3 separate regions of the Homo sapiens genome follow, and all the other regions are linked to region 1. The links are chromatin contacts, found by Hi-C or POLR2A ChIA-PET in ENCODE. All regions are on one chromosome and are shown on one strand. The core of a region is the stretch at or near the end of the contact, and the rest is flanking DNA. Distances in the headings are between cores, read along the strand shown.

What was found. Hi-C counts contacts between places; a loop is a spot of excess contacts on that map. ChIA-PET counts read pairs that join two places held with the same protein, here RNA polymerase II (POLR2A). Pooled maps may share reads with other maps.
Region 2: a pooled map shows a loop between it and region 1 (2.6-fold over the local background). The contact joins the enhancer-like site here to the promoter of CCDC88A in region 1. A Hi-C loop is called at or near these places in 6 of 168 maps with a recorded cell type or tissue (CD4-positive, alpha-beta T cell, GM12878, HepG2 and 3 more), 6 of 37 single-sample maps with no recorded cell type and 3 of 50 pooled maps. POLR2A ChIA-PET finds 5 or more read pairs at or near these places in 1 of 52 experiments (H1).
Region 3: a map of CD8-positive, alpha-beta T cell shows a loop between it and region 1 (20-fold over the local background). The contact joins the enhancer-like site here to the promoter of CCDC88A in region 1. A Hi-C loop is called at or near these places in 1 of 168 maps with a recorded cell type or tissue (CD8-positive, alpha-beta T cell) and 7 of 50 pooled maps. POLR2A ChIA-PET finds 5 or more read pairs at or near these places in 1 of 52 experiments (GM12878).

Annotation. Positions count from the first base shown.
Region 1 is chr2:55,418,298-55,421,987 of GRCh38, reverse strand. It overlaps CCDC88A (coiled-coil domain containing 88A), which reads left to right and starts at 2,132. Exons shown (of 33, transcript NM_001365480.1): 1 at 2,132-2,971; 2 at 3,072-3,172. The coding sequence starts at 2,909. RefSeq lists silencers at 1,732-2,021, 2,082-2,131, 2,162-2,231.
Region 2 is chr2:55,031,532-55,035,221 of GRCh38, reverse strand. The region is part of intron 1 of RTN4 (reticulon 4); the gene reads left to right. Among named protein-coding and RNA genes, the nearest start is that of RTN4, 17 kb to the left of the region's middle. RefSeq lists an enhancer at 1,528-1,577. Within about 2 kb of position 1,686, at least 2 of the 41 ENCODE cell types and tissues checked have a DNase peak (open chromatin) inside an H3K27ac peak, as active enhancers do; they include GM12878, where a contact is called at or near this core.
Region 3 is chr2:55,131,840-55,135,529 of GRCh38, reverse strand. It overlaps a transcript of RTN4 not described here. Among named protein-coding and RNA genes, the nearest start is that of RTN4, 83 kb to the right of the region's middle. RefSeq lists enhancers at 1,343-1,637, 1,467-1,656, 958-1,870. Within about 2 kb of position 1,614, at least 23 of the 41 ENCODE cell types and tissues checked have a DNase peak (open chromatin) inside an H3K27ac peak, as active enhancers do; they include CD8-positive, alpha-beta T cell and GM12878, where a contact is called at or near this core.

The DNA of each region.
Region 1 (3,690 bases), core at 883-3,382:
TGGTGCCCACTCTCCTTCTGTCTGTATTTCATTTGCCAAATAAAGAACTGCTATTAAGAAAGAGTTATCAGGCCAAGCGCGGTGGCTCTCACCTGTAATTCCAGCCCTTAGGGAGGCCGAGGCGGTGGATCACTTGAGGTCAGGAGTTCGAGACCAGCCTGGCCAACGTGGTGAAACCCCGTCCCTACTAAAAATAGAAAAATTAGCCAGTGGGTGGTGGCGGGTGCCTGTAATCCCAGTTACTTGGGAGGCTGAGGCAGGATAATCGCTTGGACCCTGGAGGTAGAGGTTGCAGTGAGCTGAGATCGTGCCACTGCACTCCAGCCTGGGTAATAGAGACTCTGTCTCAGAAAACAAAACAAACAAAAAAAGAAGGAGTCACCAAGCCAGGCGTGGTGGCTCACACGTCTCGTCTCAACTGCTAGGGAGGCTGAGGTGAGAGGGTCACTTGAGGCCAGGAGTTTGAGGCCAGGCTGGGCAACACAGTGAGACTCCCATCTCTAAAAGGCTTTTTAAAAAGTCATCAAGAGCAGATGGAAAAGATTGCTAGCAACAAGGATGTCTGAAGGCTTGTGTACTGGCTAGGGAAATGCAAGGTTCTACTTGTACATCACCTAGCAAAGTGCCACATGAATGCATCCTAATTTTAATTAAGATGATTTTCAAAGGGCATTTAGTTCCCTCCTCAAAGCAAGATCCTTTCTCCTGTAACTGAAGCAGAGAGGTTATATTTCAAGTTTTTCATAAAGGTTCTTTATTTTGAAGGAATAATGTTAAAAACAACATTAATGACATTTATAGAACACTTAACTATAAGCTGCCATTTCATTTAACCCTATTATTAGCCCTGCTTTACACGTGACGGAATCGAAGCACAAAGAGACTCAATAACGTGCGTAGGCTCACACAGCTGGTGCATATTGGAACCAGGCAGGAAGACTTCAGAGTCCAGGTTCTCAACTACCCAATTAAGAAATTCTGCTCTTTCTTAACTGTGTTATGACAAAAACATTTTTACTGCTAATTTAAAATATATACTCCGTGTAAATATTTATGTAATGTAAACATAGCACACATTATAAAACTATAATATTATCTTTTATCAAAAAAAGATTGCGTTCTATATGCCCATTTTACCCCGGGAAAAAGGTCTTTATTTTCCTTTGAAATGAGGAGTAGCATTTGATTTTGCCAGGGAACTTAAAATTATTTCAAGGTCCCAGTCGTACGTGGCATGGAGATTTATGACAAATATGTAATCTGTTTATTTGTCACCCAACTTGGATGACTTCTAAATGTTTCTTCTTTGTAGCTCTTGATTTTGCTTGGGTTTCCCCCGACCCATGCCCAAATAGTAAAAAACAAAACAAAACCAAAAAACAATGTCTGAGTCATGTTTGCTCCAGTCAGGGAATACCAACGTGCTGACAGACAGCTCTGGTTTTTAAAAAATCTTACTGTATGTCACTTGCAACTTTGAAGAACATTCATGCGTTAGTGGACTGCATTTGGAAGAAAACAAAAAGGAGAAAAAAACCCCCACCAAGTTGTGGCTCAAGTCCCTCTGCCATTTGCTGCAGTGAGTTTTCCTATTCCATTTTGCTGGGGAGAAGGCATGCTTTACAGAACACATCAAACTGTCCGAAAAAGGCTGTCTGCATCCCTCATGTTTATAAGAGAAGGATTTCTTTCCCCTTCCTTCACGTATCAAAGAAGTCACTCGGGGAGGAAATAAACCATAATTAGGCATGAGCGAGCGAGCAGACAGACCCCTTGCTCTGCCTTCCCTGTCCCCGCCCACCAGGCAACCGTCCTGGGCGCAACCGAGGAGCGGGTTGTCTCCGCAGCAGCTGCAGCGAGCGCGCGCCCACGCCCGAGCCCGCGCCCGCCGCCAGGATCTGGGCGGCGGCGAGGCTAGCCCGGGGGCGCGCTCGCTCGGGAGCGCGCTCATGCAGCGGTTTTCTTCTCCCACAATCCAGAGGCAGCTGCACGGGAGGGGCGGGGAGTCGGCGGAAGGATATCGGCGCGGAGGGAGCAGCGCGCTCCCTTTGACGGCGGCCCCCGGCATTGGCGGGCGGCGCTGGCGGGCGGCGAGGGGTGGGGTGTGATGCGGCACTGCGGTTCTGAGGCCGTTACTCCGGCTTCTCCATAGAGGGCGGAGAAGGCTGGAGCGCGGCGGTGATTTTGTGCCAGGGATTCCCAGAGACGCGCTGAAAGGCTGGCAGGGCTTAGGAAGCTGGGGGGTTAGGGACACACATTCAAGCCCCCACCCCCGGGAGGGGAAGGGGGCTGGAGGCGAGGCTTGAGGGCGGCGGAGGAATGGTGTCTGCTCGGGGGGAAGGGGCGAGCCCTGCCTGTTGGTACTGAGGGGCTGCGGGCAGTGGAGGCTCCGCGGGTCGAAAGCGGCTCCATGCCCATCGGTGGGTGGAACGTGTAGAGGTCGGAACGCCGAGGTCGAGTCTGGTGGCGCCTCGGTATCCTTAACGTGGTCTCTGTTTAACGTATTTCATTTAGCCCCCGTTGGGATTGATTCATTGGGAGCAGTTTCGCTGGTCTGGATCCTCCAGGAGCTGGACAACCTTGACGGGCTTTTTGTCTTGGGTTCCAGCCCCCTTTCCCTTCCTCCTCCTCCAGATGCCTTTTCTCTGCCCCTCCTCGCCCGGTACAGACATTTCCAGCGCAGGCTGCTGCTCGTGGTGTCCGTCGTCGAAGCCACTTCTTGGGATTTCGGCTCGTTTCACTCTGGGGTGTTTTTTGAGGAGGGAGAGTGCCCCCCTCCTCCACGATGGGATTTTTCTCCCTTGCCGAAATGGACTTTCATTGATTTCTACTTACTTCCACGTTTAGTGACCAATTCCCTAGGCGTATTTTTGTGGTAGTTCCTTTTTTCAAATACATACTCTGTAAAATGGAGAACGAAATTTTTACTCCCCTTCTGGAGCAGTTCATGACCAGCCCTTTGGTCACTTGGGTAAGTGGGGTGTCCTTTATTGTATATTTTGCTGAGTTATTTGTGGCTGCAGAGATGGAGGTGGGCGTTCATGTCGTGGTGATCCTTCTGTTTGTTCTAGGTTAAAACGTTTGGACCTCTGGCCGCAGGAAATGGGACCAACCTTGATGAATATGTGGCTTTGGTGGATGGGGTATTCTTGAACCAGGTCATGCTCCAAATGTAAGTTCTTCCTTCTTTCCTAGGTAACGTTTTCTTTGAGAAATAGCATATGGTGAACTTTGAGACACGATGTTTTAAGCCCCTAATTTGGTTCATTGGCCAGAAATATTCAGGTGGTTTAAGAATTGGATCTTGAAAGGAATGCTAATGTTATGGGCTCAGCCCATTATCACAACCTAGATATTTTACCTGTTAAAATTGTGAAACTTTAGTTTTTCATTCTGTCAACCATGTATTGTCACTTGTCTTCAGTACTGAAATCCAAGCCACATTGTGTATTCTTTGATAATTTGGTAAAATAAGAGAGAAAATGAGAATCTGGTTTCCTAAGAGAGGAAAAAAGACTTTACTGTGAAGTTATGTGCATTTGATGCAGAAATGTTTCTTATTAACCTTTATATCTAGAAATAAATGGCTCAAAATTTGAAACTCGTTAAGTAATAGCAGATTTCAGAAGAGAAAATTTCAAACAGTTCTGATTGGTGAGGACTCTTGCTGTAGTAAATAATTTAAATGCC
Region 2 (3,690 bases), core at 437-2,936, 390 kb after region 1:
GTGTATTATATTGTTGGTTGTAGTGTTCCATAAAAGTCAGTTTAGCTCATTGGTAGTGGGGCCTAAATCATCTGTATCCTAACTGATAGTGTGTGGTTGTGTGTCTTTGTTTTTTCTTTGTCCCATCTGCTTTTTGGGTTCTTTGATTTTCTTCTTTTGTTTCTTCTTCTGGATTAATCAAGGATTTTATAATATTCAGATTTATCTCCTCTGTTGGGGTTTTAGCTGTACCTCTTTATTTTTTAAGAGGCTGTTCTAGGGATTACAGAATGCATTCTCAATTTATCATAAAATAGCAAGAATATTATACCACCTTACATGTTTCACATGTAATAAAACATACTTTCATATACTATTTTCATCCTTTGTGCTTTTATTGTCATAAGTTTTGCTTCTAAATGTATTATAGTTATTGTATTTTGTGATAATTTGTGCTTCAGAAAGTTATTCTTTGAAGAAACTAAGAAATGAGAAAAATTAACATCTACCTGTATATTCAACATCTACATATATATTTACCATTTTTGCCATTCTTTATTCCTACATAAAGATCAAAGTTTACATCTCATATCATTTTCTCTCAGTCTGAAGAACTTGATTTAACATTTCTTGTATTGTAGGTGTCTTAGTGACAAATTCTTTCAGCTTCTGTTTTCAGCTTTTATCTGAAGATACCTTTATTAATCTTTACTTTTTCTATATATTTTGTTTGTTCGTTTAGAGATAAGGTCTTACTCTGTTGCCCAGGCTGGAGTCCAGTGGCCTGATCATAACCCACTGCAGCCTCAAACTCCTGGGCTCAAGTGATCCTCCCACCTCAGCCTCCCAAGTAGGTGGGACTATAGGCACACGCTACCGTGCCTGGCTAATGTTTTAATTTTTTTGGAGAGTTGGGGTCTCACTTTGTTGCCTGGGCTGGTCTCGTACCCCAGGGCTCAAGCAATCCTCCTACCCCAGCCTCCTACGGTCCTGAGATTACAGGTGTGAGCCACCATGCCTGGTTATTTAAAAAAATATGTTTTGAATAATACAGCCAATTCTGTTTTTTTAAGCTGTCACTATGTTCTGTATAGCCACCAAAAACAGGGAATTAGCAAATACTGAATCATTGTTCTTAGGGGAAATACAGACTTGGCTCCTGTAAGCCTCTTGTCATAATATTTTTGTTAACCAATCAGTATATTACCTTGTTTTATGTGTTTTTCTATTTAAAGCCACCTGGGGTACAAAAATACAGTTGGATAGAAGGAATAAGTTCTAGTATTTGATAGTACAGTAGAGAAATTATAGTTAATGATTTATTCTATATTTCAGAATAGCTAGAAGAATTGTAATGTTTCTAACACAAAGAAAAGAAAAATGTTTGAGGTGATATATAACCCAGTCACTCTGACTTGATCATTACACATTGCATATAGGTATCAAAATATCATATGTACTACCAAAATATAAAACAACTGTTATATATCAATTAAAAAATAAAGACATCTTATTTAATATGTATTATTGATTCATTAACATTGAACTCATGGCCAAGAACACTATAATTTATGCCTGAAGGAAGATTATCTAACATATGTTTTCTCTGTAAGGCACATCATAGCCTTCTTGTGGTTAAAAACACTCGATACCATGTCAGCGCTGTGCTTAAGGGCCATATGAAACAGGGAAGTCAGTGGCAGAGCTGAAACAAGAAGGCGGTAGGGTTACCTTGTTCCATCTCAGCTGGGAACTTGTACTTTGGATGACCCGCTCTGGTTTGCCTGCTCTGCTCATTGCATGTCCTGAAAGTGCTGCAAGTATGGATTTTGGGGCTACAAATTTAGTGAGCAGGTAAATGAGCAAATAAGGAATCCATGAATAATGAGGATCATCTGTATATAATTTTAGATTGTCAGTTTTTTCATAACTTTAAAGGCGTTCATTACCTTTTGGATTACATCAATGAGAGGTGAGGTCATTCTTATTGTTGTTTACCTGCTTTTTTCCTCTGACTGTTTTTAGGGTTGTCTCTATCTTTGATTTTCAGTTTGACCCTTATGGTGTGCCTTTTTGTGGTGTTGTGTTTATTCTGCTTGGAGTACATTGAGCTTTGTGGCTCTGTTGGTTGGTATTTTCAAAATGCCAACTTCTGTCCAATTTTAGGCCATTTTTTCTTTTTTTTTTTTTTTAACTTCTTCAGTCTTTTTTAAAGAGACAGGGTCTTAACTGTGTTGTCCAGGGTGGAGTGCAGTGGCGTGATCATGGCTTGTTACAGCCTCAAACTCCTGGGCTTGAGTGATCCTCCCATCTCAGCCTCCTGAGTTGCTAGAACTGCACGTGTGCACCACTACACCGGCTAATTTTTAAGTTTTTTGTAGAGATAGGGTCTCACTGTGTTGTCCAAACTGGTGTCCCAACTCCTGGCCTCAAGTGGTCCTCCCACTTTGGCCTCCTAAAGTGTTGGGGTTACAGGCATGAGCTCCCATGCCTGGCCACTGTTGCTTTTTTTAAGGGGACTGCAATTATAGGTATTTTAACTCCTTGATTGTCTCTCAGCACTGAGGCTCTGTTCCTTTTTTCACTTGCCCTTTTCCCTTGTTGTGTTTCAGTTTGGATACTTTCTGTTGTTGTTTTTTAAGTTTGTTTATCAATAAATCTTTTTTTCTGTATTGTCTAATCTGCCTTTAAGCTCATCTAGTGATTATTTTCAGTTAATATAATTTACAATTCTAGCATCTCCATTTGGTCCTTTAGTCTATATTTCTCCACCAAGATTCCCTGTCTACTCTATATGTCTGTCTTTTTCTGTACTTAATATCTTAATAGCTATTTTAATTTTCATTTTAATATTTGCTAATCCAGGCCAGGTGTGTTAGTTCACACTTGTAATTCCAGCACTTTGGGAAGCTGAGGCTGGCGGATCACTTGAGGTCAGGAGTTTGAGACCAGCTTGGCCAACGTAGTGAACCCCGTCTCTACTAAAAACACAAAAATTAGCTTGGTGTGATGGCAGACACCTGTAATCCCAGCTACTCAGAGGCTGAGGTGGGATAATTGCTTGAACCTGGGAGGTGGAGGTTGCAGTGAGCCAAGATAGCCCCGCTGTACTCCAGCCTGGGTGACAGAGCAAGACTCCGCCTCAAAAAAAAAAAAGTGCGAATCCAACGTCTACGTTATTTGTTTGTTTATATTTGCTATTCTTTCTTATTTATGGTCATATTTTCTTGCTGCTTTGCATGTCCATTAATTTATTTTATACTGCATGTCATGGATTTGGTGGTTTTAACTTTGTTCTGGCAGGCAGTTAATTTGCTGGAAAATCATTTTGATCCTTTCAAGTTTTGATTTTAAAGTTAGGGTGGGTCTAGAGGTAGGGGTCTGCAGACTTACAGGGCCAGTTAGAGTAAATAGTTTAGGCTTGTGGGCCATACAGCCTTTGTCTAAACTGTTCGTCTCTGTTTTTATTGTGCAAAAGTAGTTATAGACAGCACAGAAGTGAATGGGCGTGGCTGTGTTCCAATACAATATGGGCTCATGAGCCATGGTTTGCTGACTCTTGGTCTAGAGTATCCTTTAGGCTTAGAGTAGTCCTGCTTGAGGTGTTTAGAGAGATCTTTCCTTTCTGACTGGTCAGAATTTTTAGATCAGGTCTTCAGCACTTTCTGACCTTCGATATAATCCAGTTAATTTGCAGCTCTACCATAGGTT
Region 3 (3,690 bases), core at 365-2,864, 290 kb after region 1:
TTATCTTTTAAACGTATAATTGAGGCTGGGCATGGTGGCTCACGCCTGTAATCCCAGCACTTTGGGAGGCTGAGGTGGGCAGATCACTTGAGACCAGGAGTTTGAGACCAGCCTGGCCAACATGGTGAAATCCCATCTCTACTAAAAATACAGAAATTGGCCAGGAATGGTGGTGTGCACGTGTAATCGAGCTACTCAGGAGGCTGAGGCCTGAGAATTGCTTGAGCCTGGGAGGCGGAGGTTGCCGTGAGTCAAGATTGAGCCACTGCACTCCAGCCTGGGTGACAGAGCAAGACTCCATCTCAAAAAAAAAAAAAAAAACCAAAAAAACAAACATATAATCAATATAAAAATTACTAGTGAGATTTTAAAACTATTATTTTTGTGCCATCTTTGAAATCTTATGTGCATTAAAAACATTTTTTTAATAGAAATGGAGTCTCACTATGTTGCCCAGGTTGATCTTGAACTCTAGGCCTCAAGTGATCCTTCCCCCTTGGCCTCCCCAAATGGAATTGTAGGTGTGAGCCACCATGCCTGGTGCTATGTGCATTTTACACTTACAGCCCAGCTCACTTCCGACTCACATTTCAAGTGCTCAACAGACACATGTGACAAGTGGCTACTATGTTGGACAGCAGAGATCTAGACCCTCTAGTGAAGCCCCGATCAGAATTGTTTCCTCCTCAGGACTGGGCAAACCCTGAGTAAGTAACTCCTCGCATTTACTTCTGAAGCGGTTTTGAGTTGCCTCAAGAGCCCTTTTCGGTGGGCCCAAAAAGCTTGGGCACTCAGGGGGCTGCAGGTCAGAGGCTGGCTCTGGAGAATTAGATTATAAACCTAGAACTCTGTGTAAGCTCCCACCTCCCGCTTCACCCACCCTTTCTTCTTCCTCATTTAAACTTGAAGAATAATATTCTCTTTGCATATTTGCTTTCTGAGAACAGCTGTTTATGTCAGGAAGCAAACTGCACTTTATTGACTGCATGCAGGAAATTGGTGCTGCTCTGAGCTAAGGTGAATGCCTGCTGGGTGGGCATCAGCCTCTGAGAGATGGAGTGAGTCTGGGGGCTGTCTCTGGACTTTGGACCTGGGGGAGTCTTATTACTGAGTGGCCTTGGACCCCACACAGACCTTCTCCAAGTCTAGGATCTGCTTTCCCATTTCCTCAGCTTCTGTCAAGAGGTCAGGAGGAGTGGGGGGAAGAGGGGAATGCTGATGGTAGTGAGATAGGAGTTCACAAGATACAAATCATAAAGACCCCACAGATAAAACAGGATGCGGTAAAGAGGCAAGTGAAAATCAATCAAAACCCACGTGACCACAAAAGCAATCTCTGGTTGTCCTCTCTGCTCGTTATACACTAATTATAATAAATTAGCATACTAAAGGAAATGCCCACTAGCGACATGACAGTTTACAAAAGCCATGGCAACCGTCTGGAAGTTACCATATATGGTCTGAAAGGGAGAGGAACCCTCAGTTGTGGAAATTCCCCACCCCTTTCCCAGAAAGCTCATGAAAATCCACTCTTTGTTTAGCATGTGATTAAGAAATCACCATCAAAATAGCCAACCAGCAGCCTTTGGGGTTGCTTTGCCTGTGGACTCTCCACCCTTTCATTCCTTTACTTAATAAACTTGCTTTCACTTTGCTCTCTTGGCTCGCTCTTCCTGTTTGGAGCCAAGAACCCACATGACTTCCTGGGCTGAACCCCAATTTTGGGGTTCACCCTGTGACATCTTGACAAGCAGTGGCTTTATCAGCCGTGTGGCTGCTGGGTCTCCTTAGGGGTTATCTGGCAGGGGCTATGTTAAGGACGGTGAGAGCTATTTATGGTTCTGTCACTTAACCAGCTCAGGGTCCCTAACTAAGTTTCCCTTCTTCTCAGGGCCTCAGTTTCTCCCTCCATAGAATGGAGGAATTGGACTAGACACCTCAAGGGTACCTTACAGCCTTGTGAGGAACAGTAGTTCTAACGGAATTGAACTGAACACATACCGGTGTGGGCAGTATCCTGCATAAGGAGGAGGTTACAAGAAATACACATGACACAGTCCTCCCGTATTATTGGGAAGTAGATTTATACCTTTCTGACAATTTTTACAAGTATTTATTGCTTTTGCAAGTAAAAAAAAGGCAGGGAGAGGGAACAAATAAACTGAAAAATAAAAAGTAAACAAGCAAAAGACAACACCGCATTCTCCATGATGTGCTTATTTCACATTGCATGCCTGTATCAACACATCTTATGAACCCCATATATAAATATACTTACTATGTACCCACAAATTTTTTTATTTTTAGTTTTAGTTTTTTGAGACAGAGTCTCAGTCTGCTGCCCAGGTTGTAGTGCTGTGGCGTGATCTCAGCTCACTGGAACCTCTGCTTCCTGGGTTCAAGTGATTCTCCTGCTTCAGCCTCCCAGGTAGCTGGGATTACAGGCACCCACCAGCACACCTGGCTAATTTTTGTATTTTAGTAGAGACACGGTTTCATCATGTTGGTCAGGATGATCTTGAACTCCTGGCTTCAAGTGATCCACCTGCCTCGGCCTCCCAAAGTACAGGATTTACAGGTGTGAGCCACCACACCCGGCCATGTTTTTTAAAAATAATAATAATTAAAAAAAACAACAACAAAACTGGAGAGTGAGAACTAATTCCTAAAATGATCGGTATATTTATTTTTAATTTTCAATTTTTTTTTTTTTTTTGAGAGACGGTCTCACTCTGTGGCCCAGGCTGGAGTGCAGTGGCAAGACCTCGGTTCACTGTAGCCTCCACCTCCCATGCTCAGGTGATTCTCCCTCGTCAGCCTCTCAAGTAGCTAGAATTGCAGGCACATGCACCATCATGCCCGGCTAATTTTTGTATTTTTTGTAGAGACAGGGGTATACCATGTTGCCCAGGCTGGTCTCAAACTCCTGGGCTCAAGCAGCCTGCCTCCCTTGGCCTCCCAAAGTGCTAGGATTATAGGCATGAACCATCACTCTTGCCTTTTAATTTAAAAGGTTTTTTTTTTTTTGAGACAGAGTCTCACTCTGTTGCCCAGGCTGGAGTGCAGTGGCACCATCTTGGCTCACTGCAACCTCTGCCTCTTAAGTTCAAGCAATTCTCCTGCCTCAGACTCCAGAGTACCTGGGATTACAGATGTGTGCCATCACACCCGGCTAATTTTTGTATTTTTAGTAGAGACGGGGTTTCGCCCTGTTGGCCAGGCTGGTCTCAAACTCCTGACCTCAGGTGATTCGCCCGCCTCAGCCTCCCAAAGTGCTGGGATTGCAAGCATGAGCCACTGCGCCTGGCCGAAAAGTTTCAAACACACATAAAAGTGGAGAGCATAGTGTAATGAATCCCCATATTCCCATCACCCAGCTTCAGCAATTAACGTACTGCCATTCTTGTTTCACCGATTTCCTCCAGCTTCTACTTTGTTTTGTTGCCAGTTCTAATGTTTTTAAAGCAAATTTCTGGTGTCACATCATTCCCCCCATAAATACTTGAGCAGATATTTAACACATAAGGACTTCTGATAAAACATGGTATACCATTAGCACAACCAACACAGTTAACAGTAATTGTTAAAATATCATGTAATAAAAAAAGAAATATGTAATAATGTTTTCAGATTTTATTATTTTTTTGAAATGGAGTCTCGCTCTGTTGCCCAGGCTGGAGTGCAATGGTG